Linked DNA regions of Mus musculus: region 1 is linked to region 2. A link is a loop called in an ENCODE intact Hi-C map of the cell type or tissue named here. Cell type or tissue: heart. All regions are shown on one strand. Links, peaks and the distances in the headings refer to the core of each region. The heading gives the core; the rest is flanking DNA.

Evidence for each region. Peaks named below come from ENCODE experiments on the same cell type or tissue, not always from the same donor. Only the 100,000 strongest peaks of a DNase experiment are listed, where the experiment ranks them.
Region 1: a loop joins it to region 2, with 2.0 times the contacts of the local background. A loop is called at or near these places in 5 of 42 quality-filtered maps.

Annotation. Positions count from the first base shown.
Region 1 is chr2:157,419,348-157,428,391 of GRCm38, reverse strand. It overlaps Src (Rous sarcoma oncogene), which reads right to left and starts at 4,099. Exons shown (of 15, transcript NM_009271.3): 1 at 3,978-4,099. In heart, for the core only: no CTCF peak of the experiment used is centred there; DNase peaks (open chromatin) are centred at 4,861 and 5,391; H3K4me3 peaks cover 1,297 bases; H3K27ac peaks cover 2,066 bases.
Region 2 is chr2:157,364,182-157,373,225 of GRCm38, reverse strand. Manbal (mannosidase, beta A, lysosomal-like) reads right to left here and starts at 5,632. Exons shown (of 3, transcript NM_026968.3): 1 at 5,586-5,632. It overlaps Gm39974 (a long non-coding RNA gene), which reads left to right and starts at 8,045. Exons shown (of 3, transcript XR_866905.1): 1 at 8,045-9,044. In heart, for the core only: no CTCF peak of the experiment used is centred there; DNase peaks (open chromatin) are centred at 5,615 and 6,285; H3K4me3 peaks cover 1,902 bases; H3K27ac peaks cover 1,357 bases.

The DNA.
Region 1 (9,044 bases), core at 4,174-6,673, 55 kb before region 2:
CATACACACACAGGGAAGAAAGAAAGTCTGGACAGATCAGGAATGACAAACTCATAGCACACAGATAATGCTTGCTAAGCTTCTGTCCGGAGCAGACATTATGAATCTATCACAGCACTGTTTCCCATGAAGTCAACACTGGACCTCAGAACGCGGCTCGACACAGCACTTCAGCCTATGAAACTGGAGTCAGGACTTCTTGTCTGAGCCAGAGAAGAGGAAACATGAATTGTACAATGAGTGTCAATAGAGTAAGCATTAGGATTAGCATAGGAAAGAGGCTGTGACTTGACTCTAGGCTTCCCAGTGGAATGAGGCCTTGGACAACAGGTCTCCCTAAAAGGATGGGATTCCAGCTTCTCCTTGGCCCTGTTAGCTCCAAGTCCATTTTACAGTTTCACCCGTGTGTCACAGGGCATGAACCACCTGCGCTAGAGGAGGCCAGACCTCAGCCTAGGTCTGGCTCTGCCCTGCCCACATTTATTAAGTCCTGATGTGTGAAGTACCCCGTGTCCATCCTCTTGGGACATCCAGGGAGCCATGAGTCACTGCTGTCCTTTATAGATGAAGAAACTGAGGCCCCTCAAAGGCGATGGGGCCCTTCCCCAGAGAGCCAGAAAGGTTTTCCTTAGAGAGATGGAAAATGCACAGGAGGCCTGAGATGCTGTGAAGTCTGATGGGCCACAGAGGGGCAGGAGGACTTCAAACTGCAGCTGTAGTTCACAGTGGGGCCTCTGCAGGGCTTTAAGACTCCAAGAGCACCAGATTATAAATGTGGAATTCAGAGCCCTATAGCCCATCCCTGGCTGTCACCTAGGAAACCCTAGGCAAGTAACCTTCTCTCTCTAGGTCTTATGGTTTATATCCAGAAAGCCAGACCATCTCCTGTGCACACTCCCCAGCCCAGCTTTGTGGCACAGAGATGCCAGGGCTCACAGTGACCCAGCACACCCCTGTCCTTTGCTGCAAGCATCCTCTTCTAGCAAGCCCTGCTCAAGCTGGGACGGTTAGACCCATGCCAGCCAAAGCCGCACAGATGGCAAGGCTGAGCCCAGAGACACTAACAGACTTCCCGATGCCACATACAGCAAACAGGTCCCACTTTCTGTACATTAACTAACTAATGCCGGGCACAGAGCCTTCTCTGGAAAGGGAGAGATGCTTGGCCGTTCAGGGATGAAGAAACCAAATCTCAGAAAGAGACAATGAAGGACCCAAAGACACACAGCACATAGGATAGCCAGCAGTCAGAACTTGAACTCAGGTCTATCAGATGCCCAAGCATGATCTCCAGTTTCCTGCTCTCCAGCTCCCTCCCAAGTTTCTCCCTCACCCTCACCCCGACCCTGCACTGCACTTCCTGATCCTTGGGCTCTCAGTGCCTCTGGCTTTCTGGGTTGAACTCCTACTAAACCTAGCTTCTTCCTCTTCTTCTTCCTTCTCCTCTTCCTCCTCCTCCTTCTGAGACCTGATCAGGGCTCCCACAGAATATGCAAGTCCAGACTGCACATCTATTCCATTAGCTGTGTACCTTGCCCTCCAGCTTAATCTGGTTCATAGAGAGGATACCCACCTGCTCCCTATGTAAAAACTGGAGGCCAAGATCCTCCTCCAGGCTCCAGTGGGCCCTCATAGGGAGCAGTCCTATTGATAGCGGCCCCATTGGATCATCCTATCTCATAGCTCTCCCTTTGGTTCCCCACAACAATTATACACCTCCCCTCACCTCAGGGCCTTTGCACATACACACCTCTCTCTGCCTGGCACACCTTCCCCTAGCTTCATGCCCAGACGCCCCCTAAATTCCTCCTTCAAGAGTCCTCTGCCTTTATCACAGCCACGAGTATATATTCATTTATCTGGCCACTTGCTTGATGCATGGCCTATCCCCCACACTCCAGTTTCTAGGAGTCAAAGACCTGCTCACAGTTTCCCAGCAAGTCCCCAGGCAGATGACCTTCTGAATAGAAAGGAAGAGCACTGACCCAGCTGCATTCTTGGCTGGCCCGCCACTGCTTCACTCAGCTTAAGCCCCTCCTCCAGGAAGCTGTCTGCTCCTCCTACCACAAAGCTGCTCAACAAAGTTCCCAGGCCCTGGTGCATAGTATATGCTCAATGCGCGATCAAAGTCAGCAGATGGACAGCAAGAACAAAGATCATTTAACCATGTCCTTCCGAGATTCCTGGGGGGCTAGGGGAGCGAGACACACCCTATCCTCACCCCCACCCTCAGATGACAATCAGGGAAGAAGCCCCAAACAGGAGCCAGCCTATGTGCTGGAGGCTGGTGGGGGAGAGGGGGTTCGGGAAAAGGACACAGGAGATAGAGGAAGGTGGGGTGGGAGAGATTAGGGTTGCCCTAAGGCTGGGATGAACAAGGATGAACAAGAGACTAGGGGGAGGGGACGGAGCAGGGAGCATGGCACTCCTAGCACTCATTAGTGTGTGCCCCATGATGTAGACAGGAGGTCAGCTGAGAGGTGACACACTGTAAATCACTTCCCTTGTGGAAAGGTTACCTCACCCAGACACACCTCATCTCCAGTAGGGCCTTATGTCTCTGCCAGGTGCGAGAGATATGGAGGGAAACTTCCAACAATGCCTTGTGCCTGATCTAAAACTACACACCCTTCACCGTCACGGTGGGTTAAAGGGCAGCCAGACAGCTCCTCAGGAAGGCTATATCCTCCTCTGCAGCTGCAGACCAGGCTAACCCCGGGAGGCGTTCACTGGATATCAGCAGCTCTGGTTATAACTGCTCCATTTTCTTTCCTGTGGTTCTGCAGCTAGCACCAGGGCCTTGAACAAGCTGAGCCTGTGCTCTACCACCGAGCTACCTCACAAGCCAACTGATCGATCCTCCCTGAGAGGACTGAGGCCAAAGGGAACCCTTTGTAGCACGGAGTTACCCGCTTCTGCAGGCAGCTGTGCCACAGGTACCTCAACCATCCTGTGCGAGCGAGCTCCAGGATGGGACTCATTTATTGAGCACGCCCCCCCATATATGCCAAGTCCTGGGCTGCGGAAGTGCAGGGAATAGTCACTGATGTGAATAGTCCAAGGGGCGGTCCCTGGCTCAGGTCACTCAGGAAAACAAGAAACCTAGACACCTGGACTCCATAAGGTTGGAAGAGTCCCCTGCCCCCGCCCCTGCCCCCGCCCCCGTGTCCACCTTGGTAACTAAATCTGACCTATACCCAGATGACCCCAACACCACTTGCCTTCACTGGGCAGTCTGTAAAGCCGGGAAGACCTCAGGGTCCCAGAAGCCTCACACACCTCTGTCCACCTTTCTAATCGGAATGCCTCAAAGGTTTATGGGATGGATACCCAGAGTGAGTCCCCTCTGTTCACCCCACCCTTCAACCAGCCCACCTACCACTGAGGAGGGCCTTGGCTCAGAGAGCTAACTAAGGCACAAGTGGTGGTGGGTCGTAGTAGGGGGCACAAACTCACCTCCAGTACCTGCCTGGGTGGGCAAGCGGACCTGGTGGCGGTAGTGAAACCCCAAAACTTTTGCCAACTTCTGAGTCCATCGGTCGCTGGGCCTGCGCAGGGGCGAGGCTGGGGGTTGGGGGGGATGGGGGGCGAGGACAGGGTGGCCCTGTTTCTTCCAGACCAGCAGCACTAGGCCCTACCCAAGGCCCCAGTGAGACCTAAGGAGGTAGTGTGGCCCTCCAGGTGCCCCTTCCCCAACGCCCACCCCACCCCCACCGCCCACTCCGGGCCGGGGGCGCCAGGCCCAGCAGCCGCGATCGCGGGCGGCGCCGATCGGCCGGGTTTTCAAATGTGGCCTAACCGAGCCAGGGGACTCTGCGGCCGAGGGTCCCCGCGTTCCGGTGCCCCCCGCACCCCGCTCGTCCTCCCCCGCGCATCCCAACAAAAGGCCGCGGCGGGCAGCTCGCGGGCCGCGGCGTAGAGTGGGCAGGGCGGGAGCCCGCAGCAGGGCGCGGGGCCGGCGGGGCGGGGGCGCTCACCTGCACGGCGACCGTGAGCTCCGGACGCGCCCGGGCGGACCCCAGCGGGGCGCGCGGCGCTGGCGGGCAGCGGCCTGGCCGCTCCGGCGGGGCGGCCGGTTGGATTCCGGGCCCGGAGAGACAGACCGAGAGAAAGGGAGGAGGCGGCGGCGGTGGCGGCGGCGGCGGCGAGGGGGAGGGAGCGCGCGGGAGGAGGGGCCGCGGCCGCCGCGAGCCGGAGAAAGGAGGAAGCGCGGACCCGGGCCCCGCCGGCGACCCGGGAGACCTGCTGTGCGAGCCGGGCCCGCGCCTCCCGCACCCAGCCCCCCACCCCCCGCAGCTCCGCCCGCGGGGGCGCCCCCCCAACCCCACGCCACGCGCCGGGCTCGGCCTCCCGGGACCACGTTAGCGTTCAACCCTAGCTACCTGAGCTACGCACCGGTGGCTAGCACTGTCCGGAAACTGAGGCACTGGCCACACCAGCCTTGACCCTGAGTGTCTCTAATCCTCAGAGACTGGAACCGAAGGGACAGGGAAATAGTGAGGGGGAGAGGCAGTATTGTTAAAATGTATCAAAAGGCAAAACAGTGGCTCACTATGTGGCCAAGGCTGGCCTTGAACTTGCGGAGCCTCCAGCCTCTGCCAATGGAGGGCAGGAACTTGCGGGGCCCAGCTCAATTAGGCCAAGCCTAAATTCACTTTCAATGCATAAGGAGACCGTGTGCATCTGCTGGGCAGTGTGCTTGTTGCCAGCCACTGAGGATGACAGAACCAACCGGACAGGAAGTAGAGAAGAAAAATGGGGCAAGCGGGATGAGATGTGGCTTCAGGCTGGTCTCAAAGACCACCAGGTTCTAGCGCTGCCCGTTGGGGGTCCAGGAGCATCCTTGACTCCTCCCGTTCACTCTGGAAAGATGGGCCTGACCATCTATCAACCATCTCCATGTTCCTTCCTTGAAAGTGCTTCCATCTCACAGACAGGGAAACTGAGGTTCATGTGGCACAGGCCTGGGCTTCTGGCAAAGATCCCTCCCAAAGGGCAAGTCCCCCATCATCCTAGATTGTGAGAGGCTCCAGCCCCAGGGTACAGCTATGTCTCCCAGGAGACCAGGAAAGGGCAAAGCTTTGAGTCAGACTGATCTGAGGTCACATCTAGGCCAGGTGCCTCAGGGTGTGTTCTGTCCACTAGCTTCCTGTTCCAGCCCCCTCTGTTGTGAAGAAGGAGTGGGCCAGGCTGAAGATCTGAGGGCCTCACTGACAAGAGCAAGTGGGGCCAGGGTAGCCCACTGTGGCCACGGGGACTGCTCAGGGTTTCTCATGAACAGCGGGCAAACTAGCCAGCCACTCCTGTTCGCAGGGCTTGCTTAAAGATTAACGGCAGTTTCCCAGGGCTCCCCTGGGCAGGCTCTGGCTGGAGGAGCAGGTTTCTCCGCCCTCCTCCATGCCTAAGATTTGTCTAATGGCCTTTACTGGCCACTCTGGGCTGAGGGAGGGGAGGGGAGGGTGGATACTCTTCCTGTGAGGCACTGGGGCTGGCTCTCAAACGGCTTGCAAGCACTTACTGAGCAGTGTCCTTCCCTGTGCCATACTTGGTGATGTCAGACTGGTCACCTGGTGTCAGCCTCAGAGGAAGTACGTTCTACTTGGAAATGGGGAGAAATGTGACAATGAACCCATTAGTTTTTCCTTCCAGAGAGTTGGTTAACTATTTGCCAAATGTATCACTACATCTGTCCCCAGAAATTCAACAGGAAAGGTCTGGGTGGTTCTAGAGCTGAGAAGACAGAGAGCTTCAAAGCATAAACTTTAGACTGACAGGCTAAGGTTGAACCCGGAGCTCCACCGTTGTGCAAATATATGCATGACCTAACGTATGCTATTTCCCCCTGAGCCGCAGTATGCCAGCAGCCTGCCCAGTGGGTAAGGCTTCCATGAGAGAGACGAGGTAGGTTTGCACTGATAAGTCCTCACAGTCTTACGTGGAAGAGTGCTGTTGGCTCTGCTGCAGACACAGCCTCCCTCACACGTGCCCTCCTTGAGGGCAGCCTTACATCAGAGGTTCTCAGAAGAACCACCCAGCACAAGGGTTTCATTACTGAACTTTCTGAGTACTCTTTGTTGTTAACCATCCCTCCGGGCTTCCGACTGTAACCCCTACCAGGAATGCCCACCCCTACCACCAGCCTCCACCCTCCCAGGCCTTCGTGATCCTGGGTAAGGGCCATATCCTCCAGGACACGTTTCTAGACACACCCCTGATAGAGACACAACCCCAAGTCCATTCTGGGTGTGTCTGTTTGTACCCTGAGGGCAGGAGCCATGGCCTGGCCTATGCCCAGTATAGAGTGGTCACTGGCCAGCTGGCTGTAGAAAACACAGTGATGTGGCATCCACAGACTGTACGAGGACAAGTTCCAACCTTCCTATCACTGACTCTGACTCTCCTCCTTCTTAGTTACTCACCACTCAAATGGGAACGATCATCCCCATTGCAGAATATGATGGGAGAGATATTGGTCTGGCCTGGCAGACAGATGATCATGTACCTTATTTTGCTCTGTGTTAGTAAAACAGCACCTTACTGCTTCATGTCTGTGCATCAGTACTATGAAGCGTCCGGGGCCAGACTCGGAACATCCCAACACTAAACACTAATGCATCGCCCCAACCTCCAACCCCTAGATGAGTCTCCCTCTGTAGCTCACACTGGCCTCACTCACACTTTTGACAATCCTCCTGTCTCAGCCTCCCAGACGTGAAGACACAGGTAGAAGCCATCTTGCCCAGCTTTGGCAAACTCTCCTTGTGTGGACATTGTCAAAAAAGACAGGACATCTAGAAATGGAGGATGCGTTAGTGGGTCAGAGCACTTGATATACAAACAGGAGGATCTCCAGCCAGGCATGGCCACGCACGTCAAACCCCAGACTAGAGAGTGGAGACGGTCAAACCCTGAGAGCTCACTGGCCAGCAGATCTAGCCCAAAAAGTGAGATTCCGGTTCAGTGGCAGACCCTGACTCAAGGGAATAAGATGAGGAGCAATCAGAGAAGACCCTGGACGGCCTGCTGTGGCCTCCACACTTGTGCACACACGACATAGACGCTGTTTTTTGTTTTTTTTTTTAAAGCATTGGTTGTACATAGTGATCCGTTTCAGACCCTTCCTTCCTCTATAGAGGTAAAAGCCTAAAGGCAGGATACAAGATGGAGGCATTGTAGATCCTAAGGGCCTACACATGGCAGTGGGCCCATGGGTCAAGGCTGTCCATGACATGGGATCAGGGACAATTCTCAGCCTCTTAGGAGTCTTGGTGACCCTAGTCTGTGGTAGCTAATCTGCAGAGCCCAGCCTGAGCCTAGCTCACCTTCCCGGTAGTGACTGGGAAACCAGACCCGTCGAAGTCTTCCGGGGAATTCTAACCCAGCCCCACCATGCTTTTCATGGCCTGTGTGAGTCTTCTACTTGAAGCGACCAGGCTAAAAACTACAGAATAGGCTGGAGGGATACACAGGCTGCATGCTCCAGCCTGAGGCTCTGAGATGAGGTTGGCCTTCTTCCACCCGGTCTAAGACTTTACAGTGCTCCCCACTCCCACGCCCCCCAATCCTACCTCTGTTCCCCTGAGACTTACTGAGCTTCTAGCAGATACCAGGGTCTGGAGCTGGGATATAGCAGTGAATAAGCCCAGCCTACTGAGTGAATTAGAGGAGCCCAGTAAGGAGACGGGCGAGCACAGGGCTAAAGGAGTGGGGCTAGCCCAGCCAGTGCAGTCTGAAGAGCTGGTTACCAGGTAACGGTAGGGCAGGGCAAATGTGCAGGCAGAGAATGTGCAGGGCTGGGCGGAGGATCAGGGCTACACATACTCTCACAACTGGAACTGTTAGTGGGACAGTGCTAGTGGAGCACAGAACAGTGGCTTGCTGAGGGTAGGAGGAGCCTGCTAAGGGGATGGCTAAGGTGAGCCTGAGGTGAGACCCAAGAATCCTTGGGCCTTTCCTGGGACCCAAGGAGAAGTTGAGACTTTCCTCCCAATAGCGTGGGAACCCATAGAGTGTGGTGAGCTGAGAAGCAGTGAGATGTAGACGGGACAAACAGAAAGGTGGGGACGGGGGTCAGGGGGACCCTTAAGCTGACAGATGGCAGGTCCAGAGGGCAGGAACACAGGTGAGGCAGATGTCTGGGCTTCTATGGAGTGTGTGTGAGGACAACCCAAGAGGGGGCCATGGAAGAAATGTAGGAAATGAGGCCAAGCTCTTGTGAGCCAGAGCCATGAACACCATCTCTTCAGAGGCTGGCCACGGGGAAGCTTGGGCCACTGGCAGGTCCCTCCTCTGTCTACCCACTAATCAGAGAAGAGATGGGAACAAACAAGCGATCAAAAGCAGACAGAAAGAATGGTCGGTCAACCTAGCTACACAGAAAGTCAAGGCCGAAGACTCGCACTTCAACGCCTGCCTCAGCTACCTCAGCTAAGACGGCAAGATCAGCCCGAGCAGCTTAGTGAGAACCTGCCTCAAATTGAAAGGTAAAACTTTCAACCCTAAACTTAACCTGTCCACAAGAAACTCAGAGATTGGTGATGAAGCAGAGACTGAGGGACTGACCAACCAATAACCTACCCAACTTAAGACCCACCCAATGGGCAAGCACCAGTCCCTGATACTGTTAATGATACCCTGTTATGCTTGCAGACAGGAGTCTGGCATGGCTGTCCTCTGAGAGGCCCTACCCACCAACTGACTCAGACAGAGTCATACACTCACAGCCAAACAGTGGATGGAGCTTGGGGACTCTAATGGAAGAGTAAGTAGGAGGGAGGATTGCAGCCCCTAAGGGGATATGAACTCTACAGGAAGACCAACAGCTTCAACAAACTTGGATCCTTGGGGCACTCAGAGACTGAACCACTAACCACATGGATGTGGACCTAGGCCTCCCCCACACATATGTAACAGATGTGCAGCTTGGTCTTGATGTGGAGCAGGGGCTATCCCAATGGTGTTGCCTGTATGTGGGATATGTTCGTCTAGCTGGGCAGCCTTGTCTGGCCTCAGTGGGAGTGAACATGCCTAGCCCCCACCAACTC
Region 2 (9,044 bases), core at 4,138-6,637:
AGTGTGTGGCAGGCAAGGAGCTGGTGCATCACGGGCACCTCGGGACTTCACTGAAAGGACGGCACACCGGGCATATAAACACTGTGGTCAGGCCAGGGAGAGGTCTGGCAATGTGATCCTGAGAAAAAGAAACAACTGTATCACCAGCGTGACTACTGCCCCGTCTAGACCAATGTCACCGGCTAAAGACCAAGGCAGGCACTTGCAGAGGATAGCTGTGAACTGGTGCTATTGTGGTCTGTCATGAAGCTTCCATTCTAGGGAGTGCTTATAGACACACACAGTACAATGGCAAAGCTAAAAATCTGAAAACTCAAAAGGAGGAGGAATGGCTTGTTATTTTATGTGGGGTGGTCAGAGAAGGGCTAAGAACGTGACATTTCTGCCAAGGCAAGAAAGCAAAGGATTGCAGAGGTAATTCAGGTATATGCAAGCCCCTGAACTCACTCTCTAGCACACACACACACTCACACGCAAACGCACGCCAGAACTGACTGTAAGTGAATAGAAGGAGAAATGGATCTATTGCAGTGGGGAGGAGGTTCCAGATAAGAAAAGGAAGCTACAATCCATCATCCACACGATAATGATCAAGGGTTAGAGACATCAGCATAGGGTACTTAGCTTAATATAGACACATACAGAAATAATTATAGCTGTGTACACACAGATATCATACTCTGGCCACTGAGAGGACACAGAAACTAGAGTGTCCCAGGAGCAATCTCTGGGTCATTTTTTCCATAAAAGAAACCAGGACTCCTTACAGAAGTGTTCTACACAGAATTAAACAGAAATAAACAGGATGCGCCTGGGGCAGAAAGCATGCAAGTGCTTTAAAAACAGAAAAAGCAAAACCAAACATTGCCAGGGAGTTGTCAAGAGTGGGGATTTAGCAGCTTAAGTTGGGACACAAGAATGAGAAATTCGGGGTATAAAATAAATACCAATAAGACAGACAGATAAGCCGATGGCAGAGAACAGACACATCTTTCACACGAATCACATCTATTTATGTTGTCACTGTGCCTGTGTGTGTGCAAGGTTAGACCTCCACAATCTCAAACGTATGCTGCACATCATGACTTCTTCCTAGAAGTACAGTGTAAAAGCCGGCGAGACACTTGACTGCTCCCTGAAGCTGGGCGACCCTGGGGAACATCAACACTGTCACTTTGACCCACAACAGGCTCCTCTGACGGCCTTCCCTCTTGAAGCCTTTGGATGAGTCTGCTCACACACACACAAAAAAAGATCCATCAGCAAAATAGCTGAAAAGCAATCCTCAAAACCCTCATCTGAAACAGCTGAGTCTGAGAAACCATCCCCGAAAGTGGGAGGAGCCCCCGGAGACGCTGCTGGACTGTGCTAGCCTGGACAGTGTTAGAAGGAAACTGGAGATCCGGACATAGAAATTCCAGTTAATGGTGCTGTACTGACACAGGCTCAGTAATTATGGCAAATGTTCTTTCCAGAAACTCAATAGTACCTCAAAATAGCCATAAAGCTAAAATTGTTTTAAAATATTTTTTGAACCAGTCTCACACATTCTAGGCCGGCCTCGAACACAGTAGGTATCAAAAGGTGATCCTGAACCACCCACTCTACTTCCTCAGCGCTGGGGTCACCATGTGAACTGTCAATCACAATTCACGAAGTGCTGAGGACTGAACCCAGATAAACCATCACACATGCTAGGCAAGCCCTTTCATCTGCACTCATTCCCAGGCCTAAAATGTTAAACCACCAACATTTCAAAATAAGTAACTATAGGTGTATTTAGAGATTGCAAGACTTATCAAGTACTAATTCTAAAAACGTAGACATCAAATTGGCAGATGTTTTGGGATCTCCCAATTGCTCCCCAGTGCTGTACAGACTCTGGACTGGGATCCCTGCCTCCTGATGAGAGTTTCAAAGCTGTTCTGAGACCTCAACTAAAAAGAGGCAGAGCCGGGTGGTGGTGGCGCACGCCTGTAATCCTAGCACTTGGGAGACAGAGGCAGGTGGATTTCTGAGTTCGAGGCCAGCCTGGTCTACAAAGTGAGTTCCAGGACAGCCAGGACTGCACAGAGAAACCCTGTCTCAAAAAAACAAAAAAACAAAAACAACAACAACAAAAAAGAGGCAGAGTGCTGGAGAGATGGATAGCTCGGTGGTTAAGACAGCTCTTCCAAAGGACCTGGTTCAAGTCCCAGCAACCACATGGCAGCTCAACCTGTCTGTAACTCCAGTTCCCAGGCTTCTGACGCCCTCACACAGACAGCCATATAGGCAAGACACCAGTGAAAATAAAATTAAAATAAATTATACACACACATAGAGTTGGTAGTTGGTGGACTGAAATTGCTGTGCAGACATCTTGCAAAATATGACTACTGGTCCATTTACTGTCACTTAAAGTGTGAGATGCAGGGGCTGGCAAGATAGCTTAGCAGTTAAGAGCACGGACTGCTCTATTAGAGGTCCTGAGCTCATTCCCAGTACCCACATGGTGGCTCACAATCATCTGTACCATGATCCAATGCCCTCTTCAGGTGTGTCTGAAGACAGCTACAGTGTACTCACATACATAAATATTAAAACAAAACAAACCAAAAAACCCTATGAGATGCCACAGAGTTGTTCTGCCTTACCCAGTGGATGCCAGATGCTATGCCCAGTACTGAACCCTAATATATCGATTTCCTCTCTCCACACATACCTGTGATAAAGGATACAGTCTAGGTCCCTGGAATCAAACTCATCCGGTTGTGCTGAGTGGAAGCCATAGTGCCTGCCTGATGAACTGACGTGTGGAATTTGTGATGCATCAATAGGCTGCCTTGGACCTTCTGACAATACATGACAGGGGTGTGTGTGAGGGGCATTCAAGCCACAGTTATGTTGGGGGCGGCTGGGTGTCAGGGGCAGAGGGGAATAGTGGTTTGGGGAATCTGTAACAGCTAAGGACTTAAAAAAAAAAGTTCCTGAGCCGGACGTGGTAGTGCACGCCTTTAATCCCAGCACTTGGGAGGCAGAGGCAGGAAAATTTCTGAGTTTGAGCCCAGCCTGGTCTACAGAGTGAGTCCCAGGACAGCCAGGGCTACACAGAGAAACCCTGTCTCGAAAAACCAAAAAAACAAAACAAACAAACAAACAAACAAAAAAACAAAAAAAAGTTCCTGTACCCACCCACCAACACTAGAAAAGGAGATATTCTGTTTGTTTGTGACAGAGTCTCACTATGAAACAAGACATGTAGACCTCTAAGGCCTTGGACTCCCAGAGTTCCCTCTGCCTCTGCTTCCCTAGTGCTAGAATCAAAGACTCCTGGGGAAAGAGAAAGGATGAAGCCCTTATGCAAGTCACTTTCTATGCAAGTGTAGAAAGATTTCATACAGTTTTTACAAAGTATCAGACCACCTTGCTGGGCAGACTGGAAGGAGGACCAGTGTGGATCAATGACAGGCAGGACCTCATCCTGCCAGACCTGCTTAGCTATGCATACCTCCACCTCTATTCAAGCCTAAACTCCATGACAGAATCTTGGGGAGGGACTTGGAAGCCAGAGGATCCTATTATTTGTTCCTTTTTCCAATGCGGGCACACCGAATACATCTCTTTTCTGATCTTCACTGCTAGTTATCTCATTAACTAAAATATTAGCAATCAGTAGCCAAATCTAGCTCGTTGGCACTGTCAGAGCCAAGTCTTTTACCCTAAAAACTTCAGTTAATAAAACCTTTCAAGAAGACGCTGCAGTTGCTTGGGACAGAATACAGTTTCTATCCCAACACTAGGGAGACAGACAGATCTCTTTGAGTTCTAAACCAGTCTGGTCTGTATGCTGAATTCCAGGCCAGCCAAAACTGAAACCCTGTCTAAAAATAAAGAAATATTTTAATGGCATATTAATCTGAAGTTATTAATTCTATCAATAATGATTGCAGGGAATATGGTCCTTAAGGGATCACATGGGTGGCTTTAATGCTCTGTTCCATCCCAGTATCATAGTTAATAATGGTGTCCTTTGGGGCACATAGAATTTGAAACACACTGGCAACATTTGATGACGTCCACACTGCTGGCGCTGCATCATCACATGCCTTCCAATTCCCCACTTGCTGGCACTTCAAAACTGCCTTCATGTGTTCTTCTGCTGGGACTATAGCAGAGACCTCCACACTGGCAGTGACGTCCGCTATGGAGATTTTGGTTTCAGAACGAATCCATCCCTAACCTGTGTGACCATCCCTTATTCCCAGGAAGTGGCTTTGTGCTCTTGTTTCAGGGGAGGCCTGGCTGAAGCCTTCACATAGCGTAAGGCAGTCTTTGTCCGTTTCTACTCACAAATTCGATGCCATCTCTATCCTAACTAAGTAAACATTTACTACACACTATGGCTGTAACCTTGGCAATGTGAGGTTCAAAAACAAAACTACCACTTATTGATGTTTCAGCAAAGTTCCCATGGAGCCCTCAAATTTGCTATGCAGCCCAGAACAGTATAGGCATGCTCTGCCCCACCCCCAGACTTAGGATGCAAGGGATAAAAACCAAGGCTTTTACACGCTGGGTAAGCCCTCTTCCAACTCAGCCATATCACCAGCTCTGATTTTTAATTTTGATTTTTTTTTTTTCGAGACAGGGTTTCTCTGTGTAGCTTTGGTTGACTTGGAACTTATTCTGTAGACCAGGCTAGCCTCCAACCCACAGAGCTCCTCCAGGATGGCCAGGGCTGCACAGAGAAACCCTGTCTTGGAAAAACAACAAAAATTTTGTTCTCACCAAATAGCTTAGCAACTTTAGCCTAAGAATCTTCCTTTAAAAAAAAAAAAAAGGCTGTTTAAAATAGCACCTTTTTCAGCAAACCCCAAAGGCTATCATTACTACTCTTGTGCTGATATGAGGGTTACACAGGCAGCTGTCCTACGTGACTAATGAGGGGGTAGCGTATACAGAGGGATACGCCAAGCAAGACGATGACCTACGTGTAAAGCAGGAAGAGGTAAAACTTCATCGTGCTACTATCTTAGGGCCGGGAAGAACAGTTCTGGGGTCTGAACATGGGACTCAAGCACGCTGGGTGAGTCTCCACTACTGAGCTACTCAAAACACACAAATTCAAAGCCATGCGCGGTTTGTTTCTGGAGTCTTCCACTTTCTATTTCCAGGTGTCAGGTCACTGGAACCGCAGACACCGGGGAGGCTATCGCATTCCCCATCCCTTTCTCTGGCAGTTTTCTCTCAAGCACACACTGCAACTAAGCACTGATACGCTCCCGGCCTTCGCATCCTCCGCACAGGCCCAAGGGAGCCTTCTGCGGGGAAGGAAAGTGACCGGGAGAGGAAGATCGAGATGCCCGAGGTAACACAGCCATCCAGGGCACACCCGACAAGCCAAGCCCCGGCTGGTCCCGGCGCAGGGCAGGCTGGGCCCTGGCCCTGCACAACCCTCGCGAGGGCCCCAGTCTCCTCGGAACGCAGACTGCCTTTACAGATAACTGCCCTCCGCAACCCCGGAAGCCGCTGTAACCCGCAACGCCGCCCCGATCCCGCCCGCCGGGAAGCCTCGGCCGGGTTATCCGAGCCTCAATACTTACCTCCCGGAACGCCGCGCCGCCGCACCGGAAGTGATCCCTCGTGACCCGGAAGCGATGTGCTGGGAGCAGCAGCAGATTCCGCTCAGCGGGTTTTACCAGGTCCACCGCTTCCTCGCCGTCTTCCTCCTGCTCTCCCCTAATTAGACACCGAAGGTTGAAGCTTTAATGAATTTTTTATTTGATTTGAGACAGGGTCTCAACAGTGTAGCTCTGACTGGCCTCGAACTGGGGGCAATTCTCCTGATTACAGCCGGTCTCCCCCCAGTTTAGAACTCAGTTCTAAGTCTGAGCCAGAAATCTACAATATAAGGGGTAGGACAAACATTACCATGCTATAATTCAGACAAAAACAAATCACCATAATAAATTAAAAAGAGACCAGTGAACATCTCTGCTTCCATGGAGTTTATAGTCAGTAAGTCACATAATAGATAGGGAATCCTTAATGCGATAAATGTTTGGAAGGCAAAAATCAGCATTGAAATAAGTGCGGCAGACCAGTTAGGAATGGAGTTTAATGGGCAGTGATGTGATTGGTGCCTGATAGTCAAGCCTTCACAGTCTCCCACGCTGACCAATGTGACCCATAGAATTTTGGGGAAATACTGAGCTTGAGTTCCGAGATTAAGACAGAAAAACATTGTGACTTCCTCTTTCCTCGCTCTTGATCATTCCTGGGAAGTCCCGCAGAGTGAGATTCACGTGGGCAGTTATCAAGCCTCCAGCCAACGAACTCAGCTTGGCAGCCAGATAAACTATCTCTAGGTCAGCTGATGTGGCCCTGACCCCTAAATCCTTTAATTATGTGTGCCACGGGTGGGTATTGGTGTGGGTACGGGTGTGGCATATGCACTCACATGCATGTACCTATGGCTGCTGAGGCCAGAGTATATCACGTGTCTTGCTCTATTATAGTCCACCTTATTCCCTTGAGATAGGGAAAGCCGCAGGGATCCCGTATCCATCCTCTCCTCTCCTCTGCCTTGGACTGGCGTTAAAGATGTATGAGTGACCATGCCTGGCTTTTTACTTTGGGTCTTTGAGACCTTCATGTTTAGTCAATAAGCACTCTCACTCACTGAGCCATGCCCAGCCTCAAAATCAATTGTGTAGATGGATTTTGGGTTGTTTGGTTTTTTGTTTTTGTTTTTTCCTTTTTCTTTTCTACTTCTGAGGCAGAATCCTCAAGCGTGCTGCTCCAAACTCCTGCTGCTGTGAGGTCCTCCCAATGGTAGACATAGACGGTCATCGACAACCCAAGCCAAAACAAACTTGCAAAGTTTCTTCTATCGGAGCCTAACAGCAACAAACGAGTAACTAGGGACTGGAGAGAGGCTCAGTGGTTAAGTGTGTCTGCTGCTCTTCCAAAAGAACCTGGGCTTGGTTCCTAGCACCCACATAATGGCACAAAATCCTTTATAACACCAATGTCAGGAAACCAGAAGCTTTCTTCTGGTCTCTGTGTACCAAGCACACATGTGATACAAATACATACATGCAGACAAAACATTATATATATTATATATGTTATGTTATATTATATATACATACACACACACACACACACACACACACACACACACACATATATATGGTCTGGAGAGAACAAATATTTAATACAGGACTTGCCCTAAAAGTGCCCAATATGTATGGATAGATAAAGACAGTCATTTTTGCTTGAGCGTTTTTTATTTTTGAGACAGGGTCTCACAGTGTCATCCTAGCTGGCCTGGAACTCTCTATATAGATATATAGACCAGGTTAGCTTTGAACTCACAGAGATACGTCTACCTCTGTCTCCCTAATGCTGAGATTAAAGGTGTGAGCAACCACACCCAGAAAAAAAAAAGATGTTTTATGAATTCTTTACCCTCTATTCAAAGATATATCAGAACTTAACCTCTACTGTTCCAGAATGTGATTCTATTTGGAGGCAGGATTTTTGTGGGGGAAGGGGTTGCAGTGAACCTTATGGACGGTGTTCAAGAGAATAGGGCTCCCTAAGCCCCTCCCCTTCTTCCACGGGTCTAGGATAGAAACTGTGATGGGTCTTAGTGCTGGGGCTGAGTTGGGACAGGGACTCCTCAGCAGCCTAGGGCCTCTCCCTCTCCTGTGCTTCCTGGGGTTGGTGATCCGGGCCTTTTTACTCTTTGGAGGCCATATAGACCATGAGGTCTGCCACCTTTTGCTGTATTCATTGTCGTGATAGGAAATGAGCTTTACTAAGTTACGGAGTGAGGATTTTCATAAAAGTAAATCAGCTGGACATGGTGGCTCACACCTGAAATCTCTGCACTTGGGAGGCAAAGACCAACAGATTTCTGTGAGTTCGAGGTCAGCAAGGTTTTACAAAGTAAGTTCCAGGACAGCCAGGACACACAGAGAAACCTTGTCAAAAGACACAGAGACAGAGAGAGAGAGAGAGAGAGAGAGAGAGAGATGGATATGGAGGTGCACACTTAATCCCAACACTGGAGGGGCAAAGGCAGAAGGAACTCCAAGTTCCAAGCCAGCCTGGTCTACGTAGCAAGAGCCAGGACTAAATAAAGCAATCCAGTCTCAAACAAACAAAAGAGGGCCAAGGAGATGGTGTATTTAGTCAAGATGCTGCTGCATACGTGCATGTGCCTGGTAGCCTAAGTTTTATCCCCAGAAAACACATAAAAATAAGAGAGAACCTACTCCACTAAGTTGTTCTCTGACCTCCACATGTATGTCATAGCATATGTTTCCCTTCCCACAACATGCAGACATATGTGCGCACACACATACACACACACACACACACACAAATATATATTTTAAGAGAAAAATGAGGTCAATAGGATGAATGCTGAAATCTAATCTAAAAAGAAGTGGATTTGGACACAGATGCACACATGAGGATGTCATGTGGAGATGAAGGCAAACATGGAGGGATGCTCCTATAGGTCAAGAAACACCAAAATTCCACCGTCAAGCCCTGGGAGCCGAGATGGCTGTAGAACAGATTTCGTAAGCCTTCCCGAGTGCCATCAGACTACTTGGTTTCACGCTCCTGGCTGCTGGAACTAATAAATGTCTGCTGCTCAAGTCACCTAGTGTGTGACATGTACGGCCAGCCCTGGCATGTTACTACAGGTAATATGGGAAATACGCTGATACGGGTGATGTAGGTACATGCTAACACATGTACTCTGAAACCCGTTACTATCTGTCTCCAAATGTAAAAAGAAACGCCCAGTGTGGCTGCTGCAGGCACAGCCTCCTTCTTACTCTCTGGAGGTACCTAGAGGACTCCAGCTGAGTTTAGCTTCTCTCTGTGCCCTGCATGCCAGCCATTAGCACACAGCAGAGCTCTACGACTGGTTTCTCTCTAACTATAATGTATGCACAGTCTCTTTTTGCACTGAGAGAGAAAGCACGGGGATGGGAATGGTTTCTACTCAGAAAAATGTCTGACATGACTCAACACAGGAC